2 separate regions of the Homo sapiens genome follow, and region 1 is linked to region 2. A link is an interaction called in ENCODE POLR2A ChIA-PET data of the cell type or tissue named here. Cell type or tissue: MCF 10A. All regions are shown on one strand. Links, peaks and the distances in the headings refer to the core of each region. The heading gives the core; the rest is flanking DNA.

Region 1 (15,366 bases), core at 4,685-9,684, 61 kb before region 2:
CAAATACTCCAACCCGGGTGCAGTGGCTCACACCTATAATCCCAGTACTTTGGAGGATGAGGTGGGAGGATCACTCGAGCCTAGGATTTCAAGACCAGCCTGGGCAACATAGAGAGACCTCGTTTCTATTTAAAAACAAACAAACAAACACATACTCCTCTTGCTTTTGTTATCTCCTAATCTAAGAGCAGGAAGGTTAACAGGAGTCCCATTAGACGAAAAACCCTCTCTGTGAGCCCTAATCCTTGGGCACGGTAGTACAAAATATTAGTGGACTCCTCATCAAATGACCCAAGACGAATGGAGCTGTAACACACTAGAACACACTAGAACAGAGGCCATAAACCCAGGACACATACCTGGCCCCAAGATATGTACAAGACTAAAAGGAATGTTGAGAGAACAAGGTAAGAAACAACTAAGAGTCAAAAGCAGGCTAACTCATTCTCGTACAGAAAGCAAGCCCATGAGCTCTGTCTGCTTCAGTCAGCCAAGTAAAGTGACAATGTAATATACGGAACTGCACAACATGAGAAGTAGGAAAGAAATTGGGCATCTGTGGCCACTCTTTCATTCAACCTTTCTTAACCTTCAAGCACTCACCTGTGTGGCCATGGAGTGGTGAGTGTGGCCGTGGTAGTGTAGGTGATGTGCTAGAGGTCACAATCAAGCTCTTGCGGTTACTTGTCCGACAACTGCAATGAAAACAAAATATGAATTATAATAGGGCCACACCATGGGCCCAGAGACCTTGAGTGGTTTTTAAGGAACTAAAGAGGGACACCATTCCACGGGCCGCACAGTATACTTCTTTAAACTGAACTGGGTCAGCAATTACACTCGGCACCAGTTAGATTCCATAAAGCACTGTGTTCCTCCTTGGAATAACTTTTTTCACTGCCTTGACTTTCATCTTGTATTGCCACTGTGCTTTTCCAATGTTTAGTTTTATTTCCCAAGCAAACACAAGGAGCTCCCTACGGGCAAAAACCATGTTTTAAACAGTATCTAATGAAGAATGACCACTGCAAATTGATTTACAAAATAAAAAGCACAAGTCAAAATATTCTCATATTCTCTAAGAACCCCCCAAAACTATTAATCTATGAAATTATTATTTTTAGAACGTTTAGTCCGTGAATTAAGTAATATTCTCATTTCAGAATAAATGTCAGAACAGCCCTGGGTTTCTTCTATAAACGGGCTTTCCACTACATGTTAATGTCTGAAGCTTTTTCTTCTGGTTGGAGAAAACCAGATGGTGATGAAAAGCCATTTCATGCAACATCTATTACTGAAAAGTCTATATCAATTTATTTGAAAGTCAGTCTATCTTTTGAAGGCATTAGGGAAGTTTGCCATTTATATTCATCCAAATATTTATTGAACACCTACTACACACTAGGCAGTGTCTTAGGAGGGAAGCAGTAGGGAACAAAAGAACAGTCTCTATCCTCATAACTGGAGTGAACAGTGCTGTGGGAAAAGGAAGAGGAAGAAAGAACAGAAAGAGGGAGAGAGAGGGAGAGGGGGAGAGGGGGATAGAGGGAGAGAGAGAGAGAGGGAGGGAGGGAGAGGGAGAAAAGGAGAAAGGAAATAAGAGACTGGTGTGGGAGTGCTAACTAGGGAAGTGAAGTCTGATGAGAGAGCTGAATGATATGAAGGACTCAGACAAAAGTAGAGCTGAGAGGCAGAGAGAAAAGTAAAGGTAAAGGCACTGAGACAAGAACAAATTTGGGATGTTCAAGAAATAGCAAAGAAGTCAAGAGTGGATGACAGGAGGGGAGAATGACAGAAAAAGAAGTAGGTTATAGAAGCTATGGGGAAGGCCACAGCCAGACTCTGTAGGGCTGATGGAAGGAATGAGATCAATCTCAAGAAAGAGATTATCATTAGAAATGATAACCATTTTCCCCTAAGAAACCATCAGGAGGAATCCAATCATGCCCATACCCCTAACTACCTCAGTCACCATGGAATGCCTTCCACTCTCTAACCTGACAGTCTCCCACTACTCTGAACCTTTGAGAAAAGCTTATACTTTGCCTCCTTGAACTCAGTATGTCATCAGCAAACTGCCTATATCCCCAATTTCTCTTCTGAGTGTCTGCTTTAAATTCTAGCTCCAAATGAAACGTTGCTACCTCCCAAGGACACCAAAGTCCTGGCGAAATCCCAACCCTTTACAACCAAGCTTCCCATCTATTTTGCAACTGCACCTGGGAACTTAGAGTGACTGAAGAAAAACCCAGAATCATGCTGGCTGATGTGTCTTTATATTCACAGTGACAAACATCAAGTGGGGCCTCATTACTGCCTGACAATCTTAGCACATTTACCAGAGTAATGTGTTTGCTCACTCTCCAAGACAACTAATTCACATTTTCTCCTTAAACCTCCAATACCCCTTTTCCTTCCTCAAATCTGTACAGAAAATAAAAATTAAAAAAAAATAGCTGGGCATGTTGGCACATGCCTACAGTCCTAGCTACTTGGGTGACTGAGGCAGGAGGACTGCTTGACTCCAGGGGTTCATGGCTACAGTGAGCCAATGATTGTGCCAGAAAAAGAAGAACACGTACAGTTGGGCCAATTAGAAAACAAATAACATATTTAAACCCAATCATACCAATAATCATATTAAATATAAATGTTCTAAGTACACAGCCAGTTAAGGCAGAGATTGTCAGACTGGATAAAATAGCAGGATCCACTTATATGCTGTTATTTGTGAAAGCCCGAAACTACAAACCACCTAAAATATGCACCAACAGATGAGTGACAAACAAATCACAGTATATCCATATAATGGAATTCTACTCAGCAATAACAAGGAATGAATAATTGATTCACACAATGGATGAATCTCACAAATAATTATGCTGAAAGCAAGATGCCAGACAAAAAAGAGTATGTTGTATGCTTTCATGGATGAGTTGAACAATTTGCCTCTCAGGTGTATTCAATCAAAAAATTTGTCCCTGGATATTTATACTAAAATATACTAAAAACAAAAGTCAAACATAATGTTACTTAACAGGAGACTGTTCTGACACATGCGCTAAAAGGGAATTGAAAACATTATTTCCAAGTCAATCATCCCACATAAATTCGACCAAATACGAGTCCAACACATTGTGACGAATTCCTCTCATGGTCTTGCACTTTGCTTTGCATTTATTTCAATAGCACTAGATGTTTTGGGTATGTATGCCAAGAGATGATATGAACTGTGCTCAACTAGGCACTGCAAAATAGGTGGCAAGGTTTGGGCAGAACAGTCACCAAAAATTTCCAAATAACCAATAGCTGGCTGATGGGTGTATCCACCATACCAAAAGCCCATTATTTCTCTCTCCAGAGCATGGCTATAGTGACACTTGATTTCGTGGCTAAAACAGGACTCACTGATTTGCAAGTAATGACCTAAACCACTAAGCTGTATCGGATGTAGTTCAAAGTAATGCTTGCATACTTTGTGACAGAAATTGTGGACACTGACCATAGTATGGACTGAAATTCCAGTAACAGCAGTAGTTGCTCTCTCTGTGACTTCCATAGACCATAACAAGGGAAGATGAAGCCACTTATTCAGGGAAATGCTGGATTTTGTGAAAAAATAATCCTTTCAAAGACAGACTCATGCTGATTGGCAATTGCAGTGAACAAATTTCCATGAATAGCTGTCTTTATTATACTGGCATTGTACCACCCACAGTAAGGGTTGGTGATATGAGGAACATTTAGGAGCCATAGATAACAAATTACACTCCTTCAAGAAGTCAATGATTGGCAGGTTTGAAGTGTTGACAATAGGTTGCAATGTATCTTGAAATAAACATCTATCCATTGGGAGAGGTGAAATAAAAATTTTCTCAAAAGTAGAACCACTAAAAAAATAAAATTTGAATTTGACCCACCACAATTAAGAAATTTCACTGGTGGGACTCACAAGGACAAATTGTTTAGTTGATCCAATTCCATTTATATAAAATTATAGAAAATGCTAACTAATCTATAGTGACAGACTGCAGATTAGTAGTTGCCCAATGAGAAGCAAGGAATGGATTATAGATAGTCATGAGGAAACTTCTGAGAGTTATAGATCTGTTCATTATCTTCATGTTCATTATCACAGTCATACAATCTATTATATTCCAATCATACCTCAATAAAACTATACAAAAATTTTAAAATGTAAGCAACATCATGTCCCTCTTCCATTTAAAATTCTCCTTGTCTCACTGAGAGAAAAAGCCAGTTCTGATGATGGCCTACAAGGCATTATATGGTCTGGATTCTCCATGACCTCTCTCCCTCCTGCTCACTCTCCAGCCACACCGGCCTCCTCGCCTTTCTTAGAAAATGCCAAGCGAGCCACCCATCTCAGGGCCTTTACAATTGGGATTTCCTTTGCCTATGTTTCTCCCAGGTTGCCTCAAGGCTTGCTCCCCTCTTCCTTCAGGTCTTTGCTCAAGTACAATCTTCTGGGTGAATTTTCCCCGATCATTCTATTTAAAATTGCAAACCCTCCCAAACTCTCTATCCCCCTTTCTTGATATATTTTTCTCCTAGCACTTATCATCATCTAACACACTACAGTCAGCATGTGGGTTCCACATCCATGGATTCAACCAACTATGGGTGGAAAATATTTTTTAAAACTTTTAAAATAATATAAATTTTAAAAATATAGTATAACAGCTATTTGCAGGGATTTGCTTTGTATTAGATATTATAAATAATCTAGAGATGATTTAAAGTATACAGGAAGATGTGTATAGGTTATATGCGAATATTATGTATGCTCTTTTATATAAGAGACTTGGGCATCTGCAGATTTTGGTATCCGTGTGGGTCCTGGAACTAATCCCCAATATATATATGATGGTATATATTTTGCACATTCATTTTGTTGTCTCTCTTCTCATCAGAAATTAAACTGTATGAGGGCAGGGGCTTTTGTATGCTTTGTGTACTGCTGCACTCCTCAATACCTAGAACGCTGCCTGGCACACAGTAGGCTCTCAATAAGTATTTGTTAAATGAATGGATGAGTATGATTTGTTACAAGGATTAAAATAAAGAAGATACATGTATACCTGGCCTATGAAAGGTAAATCAAACTGTTATATCTAAATCCTTGTGTCTGAAAGTGAAAATGTCTTGAAACTTCAGGGACGGATAATTAATTCCAGCTTCATTTGCCTTAACCTTATTTAAAATTTAAAATAAAAGCCAAAACACTAAAGATCGTATTTCCAGGCCACATGCCTTTTTATAAAGGTACACATAATCTCACTTGGCAAATCTTTAACAGCTGCCAGGGGAAAAAAAGGTCAGACACTCTGCTACAGATACCATGACTCAGCTGAGATCCACAACAAGGAACTGGCTAATTTTTCCATTTCAACAGGCTCTGGCCATTTCCCCAGGATCCTAAGAAGATAAAGGGCAAGTCTTAATTCTTTCATTCCAGTAAGATGAAGTACTGGATATCTGCAGAGTTGGGTACACTAACTCTCAGCGGACGGGTGGTAGCCTGGAAGCCCCCGGAGCTACCTCATGCAAAGACTGGTGTTAAATCATCCCAGTCACTTGGCTACTTGGAGTGAGACTTGGCATTTCAATTTCTTACATACCTCGCCATGGTCATCTCAGTCAACAGCAAGAACAAGGGCTAAGGCATATCGTGCATTCTCTGTGACAATGTTGAATTGTAACCACATTTGGAGAGTAGTAGATCGTTTCTAGCCTTCAAAAACCCCTCCCTCCAGCAACTAGCAGGCACTCGGAAAATCTGACCCCTGCAAGAGCTGCTGTAAATTTACTTAGGAAGCCTGCTTCCCACTGTGAAGCAACAAAGGGTATGGAATAAGATGTCTGGTTGCAGATCCCTTAGGTCTCTCCAGTCTCCAAATCTCAGAGGTCTAGCTGCTCCTAGGAACTTGAGCACTCCGTGACTGGATAGTACTTGGCAGGCACCTTTTAGAATTTAGAATGAGGAAAAGATCACTTCTGTTTCAGTAAGTGTAAACAATATAAAGAAGAATGTGGAGCTGGTTACAGTCAAGCACTTCCAGATGCTATAATATTTCAGAGTAACAACCAAGATGTCCTGGTTAAGATGGGGAAGTGAGAGTGGGAAAAAAATACATATTCCCTCCCCAATAAAGGGAGATATTATTACGTATCCATTATATTATTATTGATATATTATTTATTGCTTACCTGGATTTCAATACCCTCCTAACTAGTCTCTCTGGTTTACTCTTGTCTTCTACCCTAATCTGTTCTTAATATGAGCAAGCCACAGTGATTCTTTTAAAGCACACATCTGATTATTTCATTCCTCTGCTCAAAACCTTCCACAGGCTGCTAATTTTGCACAGGCACTTCTAGCTACTAGGACCAGCGTTAACTGTTCCCTTTACTTGCAATGTCCTTCCTTCAACTACACAATGGCAAAATCCCTCACTCCTTCAAGGCTTTATTCTAATGTCACCTTCCCAATTTTCTGTTTTCCTGAATCCCCTTTGGTCTACCTTTTTTCCCAATAGCATTTGTCATCTTCTAACATACTACATAAACTATGTTTACTGTCTGTTTCTTCTTTTCTAGAGTGAGCTCTAAGAGGTATCCCAATCACCTAGAAATAGTACACAGGGCATAGGAGGTTTTCGACAAGTGTTTATTGAACAAATGAATGTATTTCCACAGAAGCAGGTAGTCAGAATTCCCCGCAAGGGCAGCAGGCATCAGAGGAACTAGGAGAAAAGTCTTTGCTCTAAGGTAAAGTTTTCCTCCAAGTCTGATGGCAACTCTCCTTGAATTAATCAAGTTTTTTTTTTTAACCTCTGCTCTATTGGTTTAGAAATTACATATTGTTTTGTTTTTTTCTGTCCTAAAGTAGTTGTTATTATTCAAGGTTTAATAGGTGTTCTTGTCTCAACAATGTCTAAAGTTAACCAGCACCTCAACTCTCTTTCTGAACAAAATTAAAAGATCCTAGATCGCTTTTAACTCCAATCCTCCCACTCCCTTTCAACTTACCTATTATTACAATCTATTATTTCAGGTCTATCTTACTTTTACATTGCCAAATTAGTAATTATTATTTTATACAATAATTGCTTGCTTAGATTTACTCATGTATTTTCTAATTTCACTGCTTAACATTCCCTCTTGGGATCTCATGTATTTCTTCTTTGTTTCTGAAATATATCCTGTAGTAATTATTTCAGAGAGGATCTGATAGTAATAAATCTTCTCTATAGATTTTGTTCTCTTGGTTTTTGATGGTCTGAAAATGGCTTTTTTTGGTCACTCACTTCCACTGCTAATTTAGCAAGTATGGATAATTCTAGTGTCTTGTTCAGAGTAACTTTTTTCTCAATACTTTAAAAATATTATTCTGTAGTCTTATGGCTCCTGTTATTGCTGTTGAAAAGCTTACTCTTAGCATAAGTGCTGTTCCTTTGTACTTAATTTTTCTTTTTCTGTCTGGTTGCTTTATTTTAACCATTAACTTATTTTTTTAGATATATTTCCAACAATATAAAATTCACCCTTTTAAAATGTACAACTCATTCATTTTTAGTATATTCACAAGGCTGTGCAAGCACTGCCACTATCTAATTCCAGAATATTTTCATTGCCAAAAAGAAACCTTGTACCCATTAGCAGTCATTCTCCATCCCATTCTCCCCACAACCAACCACCAACGTACTGTCTCTATGGATTCACTGTCTCTGTGGACTCTACGTATTCTGGACATTTCACAGAAACTGAATCATACATTATGTAGTCTTTGGCTTCTTTTACTCAGCATGTTTTCATGCATGTTGTGGCATGCATAAATTCTCCATGCCACAATTGTTAATCCTTTCATAAAATGACAAGGTATTTGGGTTGTTACTACTTTTTGGTTATCATAGATGCTGCTGCTGTGAACATTTGTTTACAAGTTTTTGCATGAACATATATTTTCAATTTTCTTGAGTGAACTTTCTTGCTGAGCTCTTTTACTTTAGTGAATTCTTGAGGGTTCTTTAAGATATTCTCTTTGTTTTCATGGCTCTGCAGTACTGCAATGTATCTAGATGGGGATTTATTTTTATTTATTATAGTGGGGACTCACCATGCTTCAAGATGTTCCTTGTTTGTTTCTAATCAGTTCTGGAAGGTCTCAGTCATTATCTCTATGAATACTGCCTCTTCCCATTTCTCCATATTCTGTTGGACCATCTGATCATATCTTCTGTATTTCTTAGCTTTCATTCATAGTTTATATCTTCCCATTTCTGTCTTGCACTCTTGATAAAAATTTTACTTTGTCCACAGCTCTATTATTTAACACGACTGTTGCATTTTCAATTTCAACAACACAATACATATATTTTATTCCTCGAATTCTAATTAGCTTTTTGTCCAAATATATTTGGTCTTTTTTTCTCTTGTTTCTGTTTCCTTCTTTTATATTCTTTTTTGTTTGTTTTGAGACAGGGGATCACTCTGTCACCCAGGTTGGAGTGCAGTGGCTCAATCTCCACTCACTGTTGCCTCTATTTCCTGGGCTCAGGTGATCCTCCCACCTCAGCCTCCAGGGTAGCTGGGGCCACAGGCCCATGCTACCATGCCTGACTAAGTTTTGTATTTTTTGTAGAGACAGGGTTTTACCATATTGTCTGGGATGGTCTTGAACTCCTGGGCTCAAGTGATCCGCCCGTCTTGTCCTCCCAAACTGCTGGGATTACAGGCATAAGCCATCATGTCCAGCCTCCTTCTTTTATATTCTTAATAATTTTAAATATACTAATCTTACAGTCTTAATCTCTAATGTTACTTTGTTTTTCTTTTTGAGACAGGTTCTCACTCTGTCATCCAGGCTAGGGTGCAATGGCACAATCACAGTTCACTGCAGCCTTGACCTCCCTGACACAAGCAATCCTCACCTCAGCCTCCCAAGTAGCTGAGAAAACAAGCATGCACCACCATGCCCAGCTAATTAAAAAAAAAAAAATTTAGTAGAGATGAGACTTCACTATGTTGTTCAGGCTGGTCTTGAACTCCCGGGCTCAAGCGATCCTCCCACCTCAGCCTCCTAAAGTGCTGGGATTACAGGCATGAGCCACCACACTCAGCTAACATTCGTATTTTTTTGTAGAGACAGGGTTTGACCATGTTGCCCAGGCTGGTTTCGAACTCCTGGGCTCAAGCAGTCCACTCGCCTCAGCCATCCAAAGTATTAAGATGAAAGTTGTGAGCCACTGTGCCCACCCTCTAATGCTACTTTCTGAAGTTCCAAACTGTTTCTTTTATCTATTGATTTTCACTTAGGGGAGATTGGTTGGTTGGTTTGTAATTTTGTACTACAAACTTACCTTCAGTGAAGCTGCATTTATGAGAATCCTATGATACCTGATTTGAGGGTATGTCACTTAATAGAAGTGTTAAGTTTGTTTCTGACAGATGAGCCAGAGTTATTACCAGCCCAGAACCAGCTTCTAGACCACACAAAGAGTATAAACTCCAACCCCCAATTTCAGTTAAGTGAAGGCTTACAGGTAGAAATTTTCAAGGGAGACGTCTTTCCTTTATTAAAAGCCCTATTTAAAATCCAGATGAGATTAAGAAAGTTCTTTTTATCTGTACATGCCAGTGGTTTTCCTAGTCCATTCCTGCACTGAGGGTGAAGTCTTTTGAGGGTCCTAATTGTATGTAGGGGGTGTCCATTCTAATTGCTTACACTAAACAAGCCAAGACCTCATCTTTTTTCCCCTCAAGGTTATTGAGACTAGCACATCTCCTCCCTGACCCCATTTTTGGAAGCTTCAAAGCTGGCTCCCACTGTTATTATTATTATTTTTTAGGTTCAGGGGTACATATTCAGGTACATAGGTAAACTCCTGACACAGGGGTTTGTTGTATAGGTTGTTTCATCACCCAGATATTAAGCCTAGCACCCAATAGTTACTTTTCCTGCTCCTCTCCCTCCTCTCTCTCTCCACCCCCAAGTAGACCTCAATGTCTGTTGTTTTCCCTTCTTTGTGTTCATGAGTTATCTTCATTCAGCTCCCACTTATAAGTAAGAACATGCGGTATTTGGTTTCCTGTTCCTGGGTTAGTTTACTTAGGATCGTAGCCTCCAGCTCCATCCATGTTCTCGCAAAAGACATGATCTTGTTCTTTATGGCTGCATAACATTCCATGGTATATATGTACCACATTTTCTTTATCCCATCTATCATTAATGGGCATTTAGGTTGATTCCATGTCTTTGCTAATGTGAATAGTGCTATAATGAACATTCGTGTGCATGTGTCTTTATGGCAGAATGATTTATATTCCTCTGGGTATATACCTAGTAATGAAATTGCTGGGTCAAATGGTACTTCTGCTTTTAGCTCTTTGAGGAATCACCATACTGCTTTCCACAATGGTTGAACTAAATTACACTCCCACCAACAGTGTGTAAGTGTTCCCTTTCCTCCACAACCTTGCCAGCATCTGTTATTTTTTTACTTTTAACAACAGCCATTCTGACTGGTGTGAAATGATAGATCTCATTGTGGTTTTGATTTGCAGTTCTCTAATGCTCGGTGATATTGAGCTTTTTTTCTTATGCTTGTTGGTCGCATGTATGCCTTCTTTTGAAAAGTATCTGTTCACGTCCTTTGCCCACTTTTTAATGGGGTTGTTTTTCTCCTGTAAATTTGTTTAAGTTCCTTATAGATGCTGAATATTAGACCTTTGTCAGATGCAGATTGCAAATATTTTTTCCTATTCTGTAGGTTGTCTGTTTACTCTGTTGATAGTTTCTTTTGTTGTGCAGAACCTCTTAAGTTTAATTAAACTTGTCCATTTTTGCTTTTGTTGCAATCGCTTTTGGTGTCTTTGTCATGAAATCTGCCCATTCCTGTGTCCAGGATGGTACTGCTTAGGTTGTCTTCCAGGGTTTTCATAGTTTTACGTTTAAGTCTTTAACGCATCTTGAGTTGATTTTTGTATATGATGTAAAGGAGGGGTACTATGTAGCTTCAGTCTTCTGCTTATGGCTAGCCAGTTATCCCAGAACCACTTACTGAATAGGGAGTCTTTTCCCCATTGCTTGTTTTTGTCAGCTTTGTCAAAGATCAGGTTATCATAGGTGTGTGGCCTACGATTTTAAAACCCCTGATTTTTAAAATAGGCTCTCTGTTCTGTTCTATTGGTTTATGTCCCTGTTTTTGTACCAGCACCATGCTGTTTTAATTACTGTAGCCCTGTAGTATAGTTTGAAGTCAGCTTTGTTCTCTTTGCTTAGGATTGCCTTGGCGATTTGGGCTCTTTTCTTGTTCCATATGACTTTTTTTTTTTTTTTTTTTTTTTTTTTGAGATGGAGTCTCACTCTGTCGCCCAGGCTGGAATGGAGTGGCATGATCTCAGTCCACTCCAATCTTCACCTCCCAGGTTCAAGCAATTCTCCTGCCTCAGCCTCCCAGGTAGCTGAGACTACAGACACACACCACCACATGCAGCTAATTTTTTGTATTTTTACTAGAGATGGGGTTTCACCATATTAGCCAGGCTGGTCTTGAACTCCTGACCTCATGATCCACCCGCCTTGGCCTCCCAAAGTGCTGGGATTACAGGCGTGAGCCACCGCACCCGGCCCGGTTCCATATAATTTTTTAAATAATTTTTCTAGTTCTGTGAAGAATACTCTTGGTAGTTTGATAGAAATAGCATTCAATCTATAAATTGCTTCAGGCAATATGATCATTTTAATGATATTGATTCTTCCTATCCATGAGCATGGTATGTTTTTCCATTTGTTTGTGTCCTCTCCGATTTCTTTGAGCAGTGTTTTGCAATTCTCATTGTAGAGATCTTTCACGTCTCTGGTTAGCTGTATTCCTAGGTATTTTATTCTTTTTGTGGCAATTGTAAATGGGACTGCCTTCCTGATTTGGCTCTCTCCCTGGCTGCTGTTGGCGGATAGGAATGCTAGTGCTTTCTGCTAGTGATTGATTTTGTATCCTGAAACTTTGCTGAAGTTGTTTATCAGCTTAAGAAGCTTTTGGGGCCAGGCGCAGTGGCTCATGCCTGTAATCCCAGCACTTTGGGAAGCCAGGGCAGGTGGATCACGAGGTCAGCAAATCAAGACCATCCTGGCTAACATGATGAAACCCTGTCTCTACTAAAAATACAAAAAATTAGCCGGGTGTGGTGGCGGGCAACTGTAGTCCCAGCTACTCGGGAGGCTGAGGCAGAAGAATAGCATGAACCTGGGAGGTGGAGCTTGCAGTGGGCCGAGATGGGCCCTCTACACTCCAGCTTGGGCGACAGAGCGAGACTCCGTCTCAAAAAAATAAAAGAAGCTTTTGGGCTGAGACTATCAGGTGTTCTACATATAGAATCATGTCATCTGCAAACAAGGGTAGTTTGACTTCCTCTCTTTCTATTTGGGTACCCTTTATTTCTTTCTCTTGCCTACTGCTCTGGCTAGCACTTCTACTCTTATTGATTAGGTGTTGTTTTCTCTCTCTGATTTGGGTCCCTCAGGGTTTTCCTCATGTTCTGCTGAAATCAGCTATGCATTTAAAACAACAATGATAATATCTAACAATTACTAAGAGCTCACTGGGCTTGGTTTAAAGCTAACTTGTCCAACTGGCAGCCCACAGGCCACATGCAGTCCAGGACAGCTTTGAATGTGGCTCAATACAAATTTGGAAATTTTCTTAAAACATTATGAGGTGTTTGGGTTTTTTTTTTTTTTTTTTTTTTTTTAAAGCTCATCAGCTATCATTAGTGTATTCTGTGTGTGGCCCAAGACAATTCTTCCTATGTGGCAGAGGGAAGCCAAAAGATTGGCTTGTAAAACTAACAACCCTGGTTTAAAGCATTACATGTAGTATCTCACACCCTATGAAGCAGCGACTATTATTATCCCTTTATTTGGACAAGGAACTGAAGGCTAAGAAATGCTACATAGCTTTCCCTAAGTCAAGATAAAATAATAACATTATTTGAAGGCCTAATCTAACTTGAATTTTCTTTGCCCTCGGACTTTCTTAGTGTGGTGCTTCATCCTCAAATGATCTAAAAGTCAAGTATCCAGAAAATCAAGGGCATTTTATGTGGCCTAACTTCATGGACGAGAGGACAGCAATAAGTACCCTAGGGACTGGTGCAAAACTCTGACGTAGGCACAAATATTGGGGAGCAGGTCTGCTATGACAGAGACTAAGGAAACAGTATGCTCCCACCAAAGTCTTTAGTCGTGACCACCTTGACTACTATTGTGACTATCAACCCTATATCAGGACACAATAAAGAGAGCGCTATCTTGAGCCAGACAAAAAATAAAGAGGTACAGATTATCTCTACACTGAACAATCCTGAATCCTTTCACTATATCTTATAGCAGAAAAGACCACCAGCAATGCAAAGGAAGCATAATTCAGTCCCAGGCAGATTATACCAGCCAAATCTAAACATCTCTGCTACATGTTCCTGCAACAGTTACAACTTACAGGGAAAAGAAACAAATACAGGTCTAAACCTGGAATGCCAAGCCCAAGATATCATGAATTTAATAGACTAAGAACACTTGGAAGGAATCAAGGGTTTTAAAGAAAAGACATAAAGAGAGGGAGGAAATTGGCCAAATATAAGCCAGTACAATCTTCTGCCCTGGAATAATTTATGTGACGTAGTAGCAAGTTCCCTTCATGACAGGCAACTTGTCTCCATCCCCAGTCTCAAGATGAGGATAGGATTTTCCACCACACCTTAGTAAATCTCCCCACCACCAAGAAAACAAGATAATTCTGTCTTTGATTATTTGCAGTTGACATTCACACAGTTCTAATGGAATCAACCTGGTAAAAGAGATAGGAGAAAAATTTAAAAACCCTAGACTGGGCACTGCCTCAGATTCTGGGTATTCTAGGCATGCCTATATTTCCAGTGTCCAGGACAGTGCCTGATACATGTTTATTATTTGGAGAATTAATGAATGGGAGAGACTGGAGAATTAAGGAAAGGGAGATAATGGTTTTGTAATGTATTCTTAAAGCAGTACATCTCTTGGTAATCAAAGGAAAGCAGCCAGTGAGACTATAGATTTTTTTCTCTGAATGGAGTACACTTCCACTACTGAGGCCATCCACAAACATGGGCCTTGGAACTAGTATAGACTGCCCTGATAACATAGTGTCTGGGAAGTTGTGGTATATTTGGTTTGTCTTTACTAGTTCCCATGGCCTCTGGATTTCTCTGGAAGCTCCAAATTATAAGCCCACTCACAGGTTACATTTCTAGACCAGTAGCTTTGAGAGCTAGTGGTTGACAGGAAATGCAAAATGTCCTGTAATTACTATGTATTTTGGCCCAATACATACATAGTTTAAGTGTTACTAATACATACTTTAATCTGTTACTTAATACACAGTTTAATCTGCTACTAATACAGATTAAACCCATCCTGTATTAGTAACAATCCTTCTTTTCTACCTCCTTCCTCAATAAATTGCCCAGCTGTCTGGCCTGTGCCCAAATTTCCATAGCAGAAAAGATTAGAACACAGTTAGTTTCTACGAGGCAGCCATGGGTAGAGACGCTACATAAGGACCAGGCCCCCCACTTTCAATAGACCAGTATCATCATGGTCATTTTTATGGTTGTTGTTTTATCTTTTTATTATTCTGTTTTTTCTTTTACCCTCAATTTTTTATTTTTTATTTCATTTGTATTATTTGTCACATGCCATGATCAGAAAACACAGTCTTTTTGAGATAGGGTTTCACTCTGTCACCTAGGCTGGATTGCAGTGGTGCAATCTCAGTCCACTATAGACTTGACCTCCCAGGATTAAGTGATCCTCCAACCACAGCCTCCTGAGCAGCTGGGAATAAGTGCACACCACCACACCTGGCTAAATTTTGTTTATTATTTCATAGAGACAAGATCTCACTATGTTGCCCAGGCTGGTTATGAACTGCTGGGCTCAAGTGACCCTCCTGCCTCAGTCTCCCTAAATGCTGGGCATTACAAAGGCTTGTGGCAGGAGCCACCACACCTGGTCCACAGTCATTTTTTAATGACAGCTAATTGCAAGGTTCTATGTCAGGCACTTAAAATACTCAAAAAGGTGCAAGTATACTCAATCCTTGGCCTTCAGAGGCTCATAGCTGAAGAGACTTAGATATGTGAAGAAGAGAACTCACAACATATTTTGGCACAGGCAGTCGTGGCACAGAAGGACAGGAGGCTTCCAAGAGGAAGGCAGAAGATCTGAGGAATTCAGAACCCACAGTAGAGAGAGATACTGGAAATACCATGATGGCAAATAAATATGCAAGGGGACTAGAAAATAAT
Region 2 (15,366 bases), core at 3,958-8,957:
TCTGGAGTGGGCTTTGCTTATCCCATGGAAGATAAAAATTCTCAGAGTAAAAACAAAAACAACAACAACAAAAAAAACAGAACGGAAGATATTGCATGGATTTGGATGGCCCACCATCATTCTTCAGACCAAGGAACACACTATACAGCCCATAATGTCCAACAATGGACAGAGTGAGATATCCTCCTTAGAGTAATAGTTTGATAGAGAAGTAGAATGGGCAATTGAAACATTGGTTGTCTAAAACAGGGGGAGATAAAAAGCATGAAGGGCTGGCTTACAGGCGATCATAAGGACGTATGTGCTCATACTTAACGTGGGACTTTTTCTCTGTTTTTCTGGTTGATCTGAGGAAGAGGGGATGGGGAGGATGCTAGTATGACTACACAATTCTTACCAGGGGAGGAGCGCACTTGTATAACTACTATAATTTTTTCTTTTTCTTTTCTTTTTTTGGTTTCGTTTGTTTGTTTTTGAGAGACAGAGTCTCACTCTGTCGCCCAGGCTGGAGTACAGCGGAGCCATCTCGGCTCCCTGCAACCTCCACCTCCCAGGTTCAAGCGATTCTCCCACCTCAGCTTGCCAAGTAGCTGGGACTACAGGCATGCACCACCATGCCCAGCTAATTTTTCTGTATTTTTAGTAGAGACGGAGTTTCACTATATGTTGGCCAGGCTGGTCTCGAACTCCTGACCTCAGGTGATCTGCCTGCCTTGGCCTCCCAAAGTGCTGGGATTACAAGTATGAGCCACTGTGCCTGGCTCTATTTGTTTTTTTAAGACAGGGTCTTGCTCTGTTGCCCAGGCTGGAGTGCAGCGGCGTGATTATGGCTCACCGCAACCTCCGCTTCCAGGGCTCAAGAGATCCTCCCACCTCAGCCTCTCGAGTAGCTGGGACCACAGGCAAGTGCCACCACACCCAGCTAATTTTTTGTATTTTTGGTAGAGACAGGTTTTGCCATGTTGCCCAGGCTGGTCTCAAACTCCTGAGCTCAAGCAATCCTCCTGCCTTGGCCTCCCAAAGTGCTGGGATTACAGGCATGACCACTTCGCCTAGCCTATAGTTTTTTCTTTCCTCCCCAAATCACCTTTAAAAAATTTATTTTTTCTCTCCTACCTGATGCAGTGGTCCTAGGACCAGGGTTGCAACTACAAGTGCTGAAACATCAGAGATGATTTCTAAGAAAAAACTGTAACTATGTTTTTAAACCTAATGGCAAAATTCCTAAGAACATTACTGGGGTGAGTAGTGCTTTCACCCCATTTAGCAAAAGTGGGACTAACAGTGAATGCAACTATATTGCCTGATGGTAAAAATAGCTCACTAGTTCTGCTCCTATATAACTTTACCCTATCTGAATGGGAGTGGACTGAGGAAGACCTACTCCTAGACTTGTATTGCTGCCTGCAATCTGGAACAGCACAAGAAGATTCTAATGTCCCTTTCAGAGGTGAAAAAATTTGGGTATAAACGGAAAGAAGGAGAAACCATAGCTGAAAGTAAAGAAGTGAATAAATGAGTTAGGGTTACTAACTGAGGAAAATTCAATGTTATGTTAACAGCCCAAAAGAGTCTAAGAACAAAAGATGATACTATCTCAAGCTCAATTATTCCAGATGCATGAAAGTATGAAGCTGTGTGTTTACCAAGGCCAATCCTGCTTTTGGAACTTGACAAGATTTAGGAAACTTGCAAACCGGAATGGCCTCATCCTGGGAGACATTCATACAATATGATGTACTGGACTAATGATTAATGACTGCATATACAAATATTGTTTGATATAAAAGATCTGTGGTCACAAACTAGGGGGTGACCTGTGGTGTTATGATATACATACTGGTTTTAATCTACGGTTTCTGGCTTACAACTCCCATAGCCCTAGTTACAGTCTTTTGTTAGAATGTTGGCTGCGTTAGGCCTCAGGGGCAGGCCTCTGACCTTCTCCAGCTCTCCTTTCACTTTAATGTTCCCCAACCTTTCTGACTGTGGGTCTTAAGGCTCTCCCATGAGAGAGTTCCACCCTACACCTGGGGCAAGAAATATTGACTTCATGAAGCTTCCATAAAAACCCAAGAGGACAGGGTTCAGTGAGCTTCAGGATGGCTGCACACATGGAAGTTATTGAAGTGACACGGCTGGGGAGGGCACAGAAGCTCCCTGCCCCTTCCCTAGTAACTCACCCTATGAATCTCTTCATCTCTATCCTTTGCAATATCCTATAAACCGGTAAATATTAAAATAAAAATCTAAGAGGCTAAGTACAGTGGCTCACACCTGTAATCCCAGCACTTTGGGAGACCAAGGAGGGCGGATCACTTGAGGTCAGGAGTTCGAGACTAGCCTGGCCAATATGGTGAAACCCCCATCTCTACTAAAAACACAAAAATTAGCCAGGTGTGGTGGCACCCATGTCTGTAGTCCCAGCTACTCGGGAGGCTGAGGCATGAGAATTCCTTGAACCAGGGAGGCAGAGGTTGCAGTGCCACTGCACTCCAACCTGGGCAACAGAGCAAGACTCGGTCTCAAAAAAAAAAAAAAAATCTAAGAAATATAGTCATTCAAGAAAGTCTGTTTCATTTGGCATTGTTATTAAAAGAATACAATTTACAAGAAATTATTGATTACAAATAACAATTTTGGTAAAAATAAAGCCAAAGAAAAGTGTAAATATTTTAATAATTTATGAATTTGCCTTTACTTTATTGCTCATTTAAATAGATGAACACATAGACATGTGCAGTGTTAATTCAACTGTCATTTTTGACATTTTGCCATTTTCAATTGTATAAAAATTGATAATGGAATTGGTTGTAATATTTGCCTGTTTCTCTCTTTGATGATATGCTGTTTTTCTTTCATCTTTGAATGTTTTCATTTTATATCTGGATGAAAGCCATGATTTTTTGTTTTTACTTTTTTTAAAAAAACTGTCTGTTAAACAGTTTTGGAAGTCTTCCACCAAATGTCCAAAGAATTAACCTGTGAGTCACATCAGAGAAGTACACCTCACGTGGACCATCCATGTACATCAGTGCTTGGTTCCCACAGGTAAATCTGAAGTGGTAATCTGAAGTTGGCTCCCAGATGAACAAAGAAGTTTACGGAATCTCCACATTTCTAATTTCAATTTTTCTTTACATAACTGGGTTTTGTTTTGTATTTATTTATAGCTAAGTTATTCCCATTTGTGGCAGCAGAGTGGGACACTGATTTTATGGGCTGACCAATCCCGGGTATGTACCCAAGAGAAATGAAAACATATGCCCATAAAAAAAAAACTTATACATGAATGATTATAGCAGCTTTATTCATAATATCCAAAAACTAGAAACAACCCAAATATCCATCAAATAGTGGTATAGTCACAAAAGGAAACACTGAAACATAAAGGAAGCCAATTACAAAAAAGCAGGTCATTTGTCATTTTCATTTATATGAAATTCTACCACAGGCAAAGCTAATCTGTAGTGCCAAACAATAGATCAGTGGTTGCCTGAGGCCAAGATGTGGAAGATGGGATTGACTGCAAAACTACAGAAGGAATATTTGGGGGTAAGAAAAATGTTCTATCTATTAATTGTGGTTGTAGTTACATGGGTATATATATTTGCCAAAATTCATAAAATGAAGGACCCCAAATTGTTTCTGTGGGATATAACCATCAATAATTACAGTATTGAAAATGGAAACTGAGACATTAAAAAACACTTACTGATTCATTTGATGATAACACTAAAAATGCACTGCATCTTAATAACATCTTAGTACTCATTATCAAATTAATTGTGACCTTGAGAACCCCTAAAACTTGTACTCAAGTAAAGCATAAGTCTGTTCCAGAGTATGAAGACTAATGAAGGGCACAACTCGGAATGTGAATTTTGGCTGTCATGGTTTATAATACCTGAGTCTGAAAAGCTAAAACTGGTTAAAATTTTAGCAAATAATTTATTCAGTTTTGGTGAGTCCATGTCCTTGGTTTACTGTTTACTGCCATCCATTACCTACAATATTAAAGTATATTCTTTTGCTATGTAATACGCCTAGTTAGCAAATATTTTGTGTCTTGCTAGAAAAATTTTCTGTGCTTTATGCTGACTTATCAGGTCCTTAATCAAGCAAGCATAGGGCTCCTCATAAAAAAAACTACAGTTATTTAAAATTGTGTTACTTTCTATGTTTGTTTATAAATGTTTTACCGTCACTTCGGTTAAATAAGTAACCAGGTATTATTTCTCAAGCACCAACAATCCTATCTTAAGTGTTTCCACTAACGATTATTTGAAGATTTGTCTTTCCCAAATCAGATCCTACGTGTAGAAAATAATAAAATAAAACTTTCAGTGTAATTTTTTTTTTTTTTTAATTTGAGACAGGGTCTCACTGTCACCCAGGCTAGAGTGCAGTGGCATGATCTCAGTTCACTGCAACCTCCACCTCCCAGGCTCAAGCAATCCTTCCACCTCAGCCTCCCAAGTAGCTGGGACCACAGGTGTGCGCTACCACGTCCAGCTAACTTTTACATATTTTTGTAGAAATAGGGTTTCAACATGTTGCCTAGGCTGGTCTCAAACTCCTGAGCTCAAGCAATCCTCCCACCTTGGCCTCACAAAGTGCTGGGGTCAGTGTATTTTTAATACCAAAAACTATCTCTGAGATATCCCAAAACATCCTTGGCAAAATCACAAAGACGTGTTTTCTCCTTTTTAGAGAAATGTTAGAAATAATTAGGTTTAATATTTTGTTATTAATGAATTTCATGAGAAAAGTTATCTACCAGAAGACATGTTCAGTGTTCCCTAGGTTAAAGTTGTATGGGTAAAATGCTATTACTATAAATATTCTAGTTATTGTATGATTAATAGAAAACTCCTAGAGATTTGTCAATGTCCTCATTATCCATAACGTTTCTGAGTCCTGACAGAACTCTGCCAGATTTTAGGAAACAAAAGTTTAGTGTTTTCAGTCTTTTTTTTTTTTTTTAAAATATCCTACAGGAAGAAGTGTTTTCAGTCTTAATTTCAGTTATTATCTAAAATACTGGCCAGGTGCGGTGGCTCACATCTGCAATCCCAACGTTTTGGGAGGCTGAGGCAGAAGGATCACTTGAGCCCAGGAGTTAGAGACCAGCCTAGGGAACATTACAAGACCCTATCTCTACCCCGCCCCCTGCAAAAAATTAAAATAAAATAAAAAATAAATTAAATGAAATAAATAAGCTGGGCATGGTGATGCATGCTTACAGTCCCAGCTACCTGAGAAGCTGAAACAGGAGGATCGCTTGAGCCCAGGAGGTTGAGGCTGCCGTGAGCTATGACAGAGCCACTGCACTCCAGCCTGGGCAACAGAGCAAGACCTTGTCTAAAATAAATAAATAAATAAATAATAAAAACTGAAAATGTTTACTTGGTAACAACCTTACTTTTAACATTTCAATCCAGCACCTTCTAGGTCAGTGGAGTTTTATAAAAATATAGATGTATAGGACTGGAGTTTTATAAAAATATAGATGTATAGGACTTATTCCAGACCCATTGAATCTCTTTACTTGATGTCCTTAGTATATTCTTGGTATGTTTTTGGTGTCTGTATAATACCACAAGAATATTATAAGTTATACATAAAGATTTTTCCCTCTCTAAAAATTATGTTTATCTATGTTTTCTAAATCAGATGTAACCTTCACTGTCTTATTTGCAATAATCTCTTACAGTTTGCTATAAGTTTTTGGACTGGCCTTATTACTCTCATTTTACATGTGACAAAAACAACTTAATTTCCTTGTTAGTTGCATTATTCTTATGATATGAGACTCTGTCACATGCAGAGAGATTCTGTTTTGTGCTGAGGCCTGTCTGAAGGCTCTACAATCAGCTAGAAGCCAGAGTCTGTGTCTTCAACAAAGAAGGGTTGTCTCAGAGCTCCACGGAAAAGGACTGCGGCAGGTATTTTAAAACTACTGACACATCAAAGAATAGACAGGCTTCCAATAGCATTGCTTGGACAACTGGACAACTTCCAGATCATTCCAGTGGAATGAGTCAGAATTTCCAGAACTTTTTTTAGTTAAGAAGCCGACTACTAACGTAAGATCCAGTGAAATGAGAATTAGGTACACAGAACGGTATGAACTATAAGAAATGATTATAGTAATTTGTTTGAAATATTATTTTAATGTCCATTTTCTAATATGCAAGGGAGCCAGTTGTATTCCTTGTTAGGCTATCTATAACTCTTAACAATTGAGTAGACTTTGCTCTTGTAAAATGAAACATTCCTAAATCACATCTGATTCTCACTGACCCTCCCCTAACCCAGAACTAAGAACGTCTTACTGAGTCTCCTTACAGTTCAAGGCAATATGGTTATTTGAATAGGGCTAAACAAGAATCTGTTCTCCTTTTGACCAGAATATAATTGTAAAAAATGGTTGTCCAACAAAGAGCTTGCCTGAAAGGTCACATTTGAGAATCATGCTTATTTGATCAGGTATAACAAACCACTTTTAAGGAACTATGGTTGACTTTATGGAGCCAATACTTACAAAACCTTCCTGGGAAAACTGGCCTGGTATCTGGCTTTACAGGGTCCAGACTTACAGATGGTAAGGAAGGCCACTTCCTGGAAGGCCCAGGACCCTTAGGAATTCACCCAAATTTATAGTTATTACAAGTGAAATGTGGTATTTCTTAGGCTTGCCTTCCTAGCCTCAAAATACAAATAATAGAGGCCTTTAAAAGTCCAATCTGAGATTCTTTATAAAAATTTACAGCAAAGTAAATTTAAGAAGGCTTTATGATAAATTAATATTCTGGCCACACTATGCAAATAATCAGGCCAAACCCAATGAGACCACCCTTGTTTTGTGAACAAAAACGTTTCAAATTATTTTAGATGAAAAGGTAGGAGATTATAAAAAAAAAAATTGGAAAAAGTTAAAAAAGAAAAAAAGGTTACTAGATATTTCCAATAAAAAACTATGCATATTGTTTAGAGAATACTCTTCTAGTTTGTCTTTTATTGTCTTTGAGCTACTTTACAACTCTGTAAGTTATAGGTAGGTAACTGACGTTATGTGAAATAATTTCTTTTTTTTGTTTTGTTTTGAAACGGTCTCTCTCTGTCACCCAGGGTGGAGTACAGTGGCACAATCACGGCTCACTGCAGGCTCAACCTTCCCACTTCAGCCCCCTAAGTAGCTAGGACTACAGGCAGTCACCACCACACCTGGCTAATTTTTTTAAAAAAACTTTTGCAGAGACAGGGTCTCACTACATTGCCCAGGCTGGGCTCAAACTCCTGGGCTCAAGTGATCTTCCTGCCTCAGCCTCCCAAAGTGCTGGGATTACAGGTGTGAGCTAGTACATCCAGTGCACAAAATAATGTTTGTCTATAGACATGCTGATCAATTCTGTACAGTGAAGGTGCAACTGACTTCCCTTCTCTCCATGGAAAAACTCAATTTTATAATAAATAATACATTTATTTCAACACTACACATACACATACCACATATCACTTTGTGGTTCTTTTACTTCTTTGAACTGGCTAATATATCTGCCAGATTTCCTTACTAACAATGAGTTAAATATTTAACATGTGCTTATTTTTTAAAAATCAATAGCTTTACACATATTTCAAAATTTGTTATTATGCAACTATATTTCTAGAGGTAGGAGGACAAAGCATTTATTTTATTTTACAATTTGGTAGCTCTATTTTAAATGATTAAACGTGTATACCTCTATTTGTATTCTTGTGCCAGACCATACCAATGTTTGGAACAAGTTCAAATGATTGCCAATTTGTGTTAAACTCTATAGTAGGCTCTGGGATCAGCATATTGTACCGCACAACATGGTCCTGACCTCACGGAGCTTACCATCTGCTATGGACTAAACTGTGTCTCCCCAAAATTCATGTTAAAGCTTTTACCCCCAATCTGACTATATTTCCATATAGGTTCTTTAGGAAGTAATTAAGGTTAAATGAGGTCATAGGGGTGGCTCTAATCCTATAGGACTGTTGGGCTTGAAAATGAAGGAAAAAATAAGGAAGGAGGGAGAAGGAAGAAGAAAAAGAAGAAGAGACAGATCTATGCCCCTATCCTCAGGCTGGTGTACCACATAAAGGCCATGTGAGCACACAGCAAGAAGGCCACTCTCTGCAAGCCAGGAAGAGAGGTTTACCAGAAACTTAGCATGTTGTCACCTTCTTGGACTACTAGTTTGCATAACTGTAAGAAAATAAATTTTTGTTATTTAAGCATGTGGTATTTTGTTACAGCAGCCTGAGCTAATACTTACATACTACACAACGGGAAAAGGCAGACAAATAGTTCTTTATTTACAACTGATGTAAGAGCTATGAAGAAAAAGTAGAGGCTTTATTGAAAGTATGTTCTGGGAAACCCAACTTAGTCTACAGACAGCAAGGTTTGGGTGAGGTCAGGAACGCCTTTCATAAGGAAGTGAGGTGTAAGCTGGGACTTGAAAGGTGTGTAGGAACTAGATTGGTATAGATGGAAAAAGAACATTCCAGCTGGGCACGGGGGCTCATGCCTGTAATCCCAGCACTTTTGGGAGGCCGAGGCAGGCGGATCACGAGGTCAAAAGATTGAGACCATCATGGCCAACATGGTGAAACCCTAAAAATATAAAAATTAGCTCAGCGTGGTGGAGCGCACCTGTAGTCCCAGCTACTTGGGAGGCTGAGGCAGGAGAATTGCTTAATCACCTGAGGTTGGGAGTTCGAGACCAGCCTGACCAATGTGGTGAAACCCTGGCTCTACTAAAAATAAAAAAAAAAAATTAGCTGGGTGTCATGGCGTGCACCTGTAGTCCCAGCTACTCAGGAGGCTGAGACAAGAGAATTGCTTGAACCCAGGAGGTGGAGGTTGCAGTGAGCCAAGATTGCGTCACTGTACTCCAGCCTGGCAACAGAGTGAGATTCTGCCTCAAAAAAACAAAACAAAACGAAACAAAACAAAAATTCCAGGCACAGAGAACACATTGTGTAAAACATGGAGAAAAATATAGCAACCACACTGTATAGATAGTCAGGTGTGATCCTAAGAGTAAGAAAAAATTCACCAAAGGCCAGGTGCAGAGGCTCACACCTGTAATCTCAGCACCTCGGAAGGCCGAGGAAGGCAGGTAGTTTTAGCCCAGGAGTTTGAGACCAGCCAGGGCAACATGGCAAAACCCCACCTCTACAAGAAGTACAAAAATTAGCTGGGTGTGGCGGCGTGCACCTGTGGTCCCAGCTACTTGGGAGACTGAGGTGCGAGTACCACCTGAGCCCAGGAAGGCTGGGGCTGCACTGAGCCGTGATCGCACCACTGTACTCCAACCTGGGTGACAAAGTGAGATTCTGTTTCAAAAAAAAAAAAATTTCACCAAAAAAGTTTAAATTAATATCTAATAATGAAATCCGCATTTTAAAAAGCTTTTCCTGGCTATTGTATGATAGTTAGGTAGACTGAGGGTGAGCAATGCCAGATAAAGAAAGGCCAGTTAGGAGGTTATGGCAGTAGCAGAGGCAAGAGATTACAATGGCTGTGACTATCTGGACAAACCAGTGGTAGTATAAAGAAAGAGAGAACACCAGCCGGGCACAGTGGCTCAGGCCTGTAATCCCAGCACTTGGGAGGCCGAGGCGGATGGATGATGAGGTCAGATTGAGACCATCCTGGCTAACGTGGTGAAACCCCGTCTCTACTAAAAATACAAAAAATTAGCCAGGCGTGGTGCACACATCTGTAGTACCAGCTACTGGGGAGGCTGAGGCGGAAGAATCACTTGAACCTGGGAGGCGGAGGTTGCAGTGAGGCGAGATTGTGCCATTGCACTCCAGCCTGGGCGAGAGAGCAAGACTCCATCTCAAAAAAAAAAAAAAAAAAAAAAAAAAAAAAAAAAAAGAGGCCGCGCGCGGTGGCTCACGCCTGTAATCCCAGCACTTTGGGAGGCCGAGGTGGGTGGATCACAAGTTCAGCAGATCGAGACCATACTGGCTAACAGAGTGATACCCGGTCTCTACTAAAAACACAAAAAATTAGCCGGGCGTGGTGGTGGGGGCCTGTAGTCCCAGCTACTCAGGAGGCTGAGGTGGGAGAATGGTGTGAACCCGGGAGGCGGAGCTTGCAGTGAGCCCAGATGGCGCCACTGTACTCCAGCTTGGACCACAGAGCGAGACTCAGTCTCAAAAAAATAAAATAAAATAAAAATAAAGACAGAACACCAAGAGATATTTGAGAGGTATAACAGAAAAGACTTGTGAGTGTAAGGAAGAGCATGGCAACAAAAATAACTAAATTTTCTATCTTGAGGAAGCAGTACCATTTAATAAGCTAGAGTATAAGAGAGGACCTGATTTTTGAGAAAGACAATGACTCAGATTCATAAATGCTGCAGTTCAGATGTCTCTGAAATATTCAGTCACATTATGGTGAATGGACAGTTATGAGATCTAGCGATATAAATGTGGGGATAATGAGCATGACAACTATTCTCAACATACAGTAACAAAAACAGGTTCTCAAGGATTTTCAGATCCCACCTACACAGGTAAAGCTCGCCAACAACTACATCCATTTTTTAACAACAAACTGGTTCCCTGTAGGGATATGAGTGATGACTATGGCTACTTCCCTCCCAACCTCTGCTACGTCCTGCCTTCCCATTGGACACTTAGAGAATCTATATGAAATTACTTCCCACCAACTTTTAAAAGACAGGGTCTTAAATGTAACACAAAGCTATCACTCTGGGCTTTAGAGTCTTGAAAGATTGCAAAATTTCCTGATTTTCAAAGCCCCACAGAAAACCTAAAGCCCTATATCAGACGCCACTGATACCTCAACAAAGGGTTTATTATGTGTATGCAGCAGGTGGTATCTCTTTTTAGCACATTTTCCAGAAGCATTGATCCAGGCATCAAGTTGCATCAGAATGGGAAAGTACATGACACTGTCAGTTTCATAGGAACAAAGTTTGACACATCACATCCCTGGGGCCCAGGAACTCCTCCCTGCCCACTATGCAGTGCCTATCACTGCAGACACCAGACATTAACTTTCATCCAATATCTGGTATCTAAGTCCACTGCCCAAATGAATAAGCTGACAAAATAAAAGGTTAACTATCCCCAAGGGCTCTAAAGACTACAAGCCAGCAATGCCAATAATATCAACACACACATATACACATACCCCATGATGAATGCAACCAACAGCTACCTCTCCACTCCTACAGTCTGTTATCTCAATTGACTGCTCATAGCCTCTAAGAAATAAAGCAAGACATTTCATGAAATATGAGGAAAATTATCTTAAGCCTAATGGGTATTAGAAAAGCTTTACTTTCAGGGTAACTGGAGACATAAGCATTATTTACATTAAGCTCCCAAATGCAGGGTCTAGGTACTGGTGCTGAAATTCACAAACAAAATAAACAGTCGCCAGGCATTGTGGTTCATGCCTGTAATCTAAGCACTTTGGGAAGCCAAGGTAGGCAGATAGCTTGAGCTCAGGAGTTCCAGACCAGCCTGAGTAACATAGTGAAACCCCATCTCTACAAAAAATACAAAAATTAGCCAGATGTGGTGGCAGGTGCCTGTGGTGCCAGCTACTCAGGAGGCTGTGATGGGAAGATCTCCTGAGGCCAGGGAGGACCAGGCTGCAGTGAGCTGAGACTGCGCCACTGCACTCCAGCCTAGGCTAAAGAATGAGACCCTGTCACAAAAACAAACAAAATAACAACAACAGCAAAAGAAACAATCCTATTTGAAAGGAATCATCAAAAAGAGGCCCCCACTATAGCATTGGGCAAGAAAAGCCATTCAGAGCTGCTTCAATTATGAAAAAGTAAAATATAAAACCCTTCTAGCCTGGGTAAACAGATACAAGTAACTTTAGAACTTCAAAATCTTCTTTTCACAGATATTGTACTTTGAACAAAGTTATCAACTCCCTTAGGTCTGATATTCTAAACTACATTTTTAATGCATTAAAAAAATACCCAGATGGGTTTAAATATGAAATAGCTTTCTAAAAATGAAAATGATTTAGTTTCAGGAAGCTACATCTAAAATAAATGGTATGAGCCAGGCCAAAAGAACTTTCATAACCACCTTGCCCCAATAAAGCCCTTATCGTGGCAGGCATAGATGATGTTTGCATTTTGCGTATTAGAATGTAACAGCTCTCTTCCCTAATCTGACCAATGTCACTATAAATGTGTGTGTGTGTGTGTGTGTGTGTGTGTGTGTGTACTTATAGATACATATATAAATATGTATACAATATATAAATATATATGTATACTTATATAAGTATATAAATATATATAATATATACATATATATTTATCGATCTATCTCTATCTCAGTATCACTCATTCCAGACTCCTGTTCTCTGCTCAAATGTTGCCTTAATGAGAAAATTCCTGGACAATACAAAATTTTTTGATTTTTAAAATTTTTCTGTAGAGACAGGGTCTCACTATGTTGCCCAGGCTGTTCTCAAACTCCTGAACTCAAGCGATCCTCCTGCCTTAGTCTCTCAAAGTGCTCGGATTACAGGTGTGAACCACCACACCCAGCCTAGACAATTCAATTTAAAATTTAAAATTTAAACCCTCACCCCCACAGAAACACACATCCTCCTCTCTGATATCTGGCTTTATTTTTCTTCATAGCAGTAAGTACCATATGGCATATCATACATGTTTTTGTCTCTCTTAAGTAGAATGGAAACTCCATGAGCACAGGGACCTTGTCTGCTTTATTCACTACTGTATCTCCAGTATCTAGAATAGTGCCTACACCTAACTGGAACTAAAATAATATAGTATGATGGATGCATGGATGGAAAGATTTGAGCAAATGACAAAGTGAATGGAGGCAAAAAGACAAAAATATAGTAACTGATTTTACCAAAAAACATCTAGTAAGTAATAGTGCCGTGACTGAAACCCACATCTGCCTGACTTGCAAACCCAAGCTGTTAATTTTTATGCTATACTTCCACTTACCAATTTGGAGACTTTGGAGGAATTACTTGTTGAGTGGAAGAATGTGTATTTTGTATAATGCCAAGTTGTCACATAAGTCTAGAAACTCATATTTGAGTTCCTGTCCATTTTAATGCAACTAACATATTACGTGAAAAGCACAGCAATTGAAAGCCTCAAAAATTAATTAACAAAAACGCTCTCTCAAAGGACAAGAACACCAAACTAGAGGCAAATTCTAAATTTCTCTATGTCCATGAAGGATATATCAGAGGAAACGGGCCTTTATAACCTGGAATGAGCACACCATAGGATTCGCTCTTGGGAGAACCATTCTAAGAAAGGCAAACAGGGACACAAATATGATGCCCCCTCCTTCTGACCAAGACTTAAATGACAATTATAGAAACTTTAAAAATTTTCCAGATCAGGCTATGAGGACGAGAAACAGTGGAGCAAATGGTAAGTCACTCATTTTATTAACATCAGTTTTTCCACACAACAAATTTTGTAGTAATTAAACTTATTCAAATATTTGTTTTGTGGTTCTTACCTGTTTTCTTTACTACAAATGCTAAGCAGTACTTTGCCTCCTACTGCACACTCCCTACAAAGACTTGCCCAGCTCTGTGTACAAGAGGTACCATGGAACTTTAACTGTTTGGGGAGATGACTAAGCATAGAGATCAGGTAGCCAATCCCTTCATTTTACAAGTATGGCAATTCAGGTCCAGAAGTGGGAGCTCCTGTTTTAAAGCCACACATAATTTGTTAGTGGCAAAGCCTATATTAGTACCCATGTTTCCTTGCTTCCTTCCAGAACAAAACTTTTTCGACTCCTCTAATGTTAAAGATAAGAAAGGATATTGTTTATATTAAAGAACTGAAGAACTTCTGGCTTACTTAAGTGTAAGCTCTTCAAAAGAGAAGAATTTATCTAATTGAATCTTAACAGCCTCAGAACTTAGATCACTCTACCCAGCACAGAGTAGGCTTTTTTATTTATTTATTTATTTATTTTTTGACGGCGCATCACTCTGTCGCCCAGGCTGGAGTGCAGTGGCATGATCTCAGCTCACTGCAACCTCCGTCTCCTGGATTCAAGCAATTCTCCTGTCTCAGCCCCCTGAGTAACTGGGACTACAGGCGCACGCCATGACGCCCGGCTAATTTTTATTTTTATTTTTAGTAGAGACAGGGTTTTACCATATTGGTCAGGCTGGTCTCGAACTACTGACCTCAGGTGATCCACCTACCTCAGCCTCCCAAAGTGCTGGGACTATAGGTGTGAGCCACCGCACCTGACCCAGAGTAGATATTACTGTGTATTTACTGAGTGATCAATTGTTTAAATGTGAGTTACTTTATCAAAAAAGAGGAGGGAAAATCTATTTCTGATCCTTATTAATTAAACGTTTTTAAGGCAGTTAGAGTAGGCCTAACTTTAGATATCACTAAAATGACCAAAAAATTATTCTGGTATAAAATAAAAATAAGAATACTCCTCCTTCTCCTTCTTCCCAGCAACTCCATTCATTGAGGACACACATTTCTGCAAGAAGCTACCTGTCTCAGGCCTTAATTTATTTCACTTAATACTAAGAAAAGGCAAATCTCAGGCAGTTTTCAAATAGAAGCAACCAAAAAAAAGCGGGGGGGGCAGAAATAGTAGAAAAATGACCAAGTACAAATATTTCCTGACTATGATGCTGAAAAGCTACTCCTTTTCAGTTATGCATACCTATTTGGTGTCTCATTCCTCTAAGAGTCCTGGTAGAGCCCTTGCCATTTACAGAAGACTCAGGACACTTGTGAAGCTAGACTGAATATCCACTGCTAGAAACTGAATTTAAAATTTAAAATGTGCCTCTTAAATAATAGAATTCATCCAAATTTAACCCATTAAGAATTCTAAAACTAATATATATTAAAATTAAACTATAAGTAATAAAGCACTATACATATATTAAGTGATCCTTCTAACAGGCTTAGTAAGAAGAAAACACAGGTAACATTATCTTCATTTTATAGATAAGGCAACTGAGGTTTAAGAAGATAAAGTGATTTGTCTAGGTTTACAAAGCTAGTTAAATGGCATGGTCAAGACTGAACCTTATGAGTTTTCTGACTCAAGCCTCTTCATATCAAACCAAAATAAGTTTTCGTAAACAGCCCAAAAGGCTTCACAAAAACCTCAGAGGAAAATTTAATCACTAGAGCATTTTTCACAAAACAAAATCCTAAAATGGACAGTAACAGAAAGAATTACTACATGTTTCATTTAAACATTTAAAAATTGCATATGATGTGTATATAAAGTATACTTAATAAATATGAATGCTGTTGTGATCTC

Evidence for each region. Peaks named below come from ENCODE experiments on the same cell type or tissue, not always from the same donor. Only the 100,000 strongest peaks of a DNase experiment are listed, where the experiment ranks them.
Region 1: POLR2A ChIA-PET joins it to region 2 with 10 read pairs; 5 of 35 experiments call an interaction of 5 or more read pairs at or near these places.

What each region holds. Positions count from the first base shown.
Region 1 is chr1:45,944,715-45,960,080 of GRCh38, reverse strand. MAST2 (microtubule associated serine/threonine kinase 2) reads right to left here. Exons shown (of 29, transcript NM_015112.3): 5 at 604-695. Among named protein-coding and RNA genes, the nearest start is that of MAST2, 150 kb to the right of the region's middle. In MCF 10A, for the core only: no CTCF peak of the experiment used is centred there; DNase peaks (open chromatin) are centred at 5,350 and 7,790.
Region 2 is chr1:45,883,220-45,898,585 of GRCh38, reverse strand. All of the region lies in intron 4 of MAST2 (microtubule associated serine/threonine kinase 2), which reads right to left. LOC105378694 (a long non-coding RNA gene) reads left to right here. Exons shown (of 5, transcript XR_001738038.2): 2 at 2,946-3,051. Among named protein-coding and RNA genes, the nearest start is that of MAST2, 87 kb to the right of the region's middle. In MCF 10A, for the core only: no CTCF peak of the experiment used is centred there; a DNase peak (open chromatin) is centred at 6,015.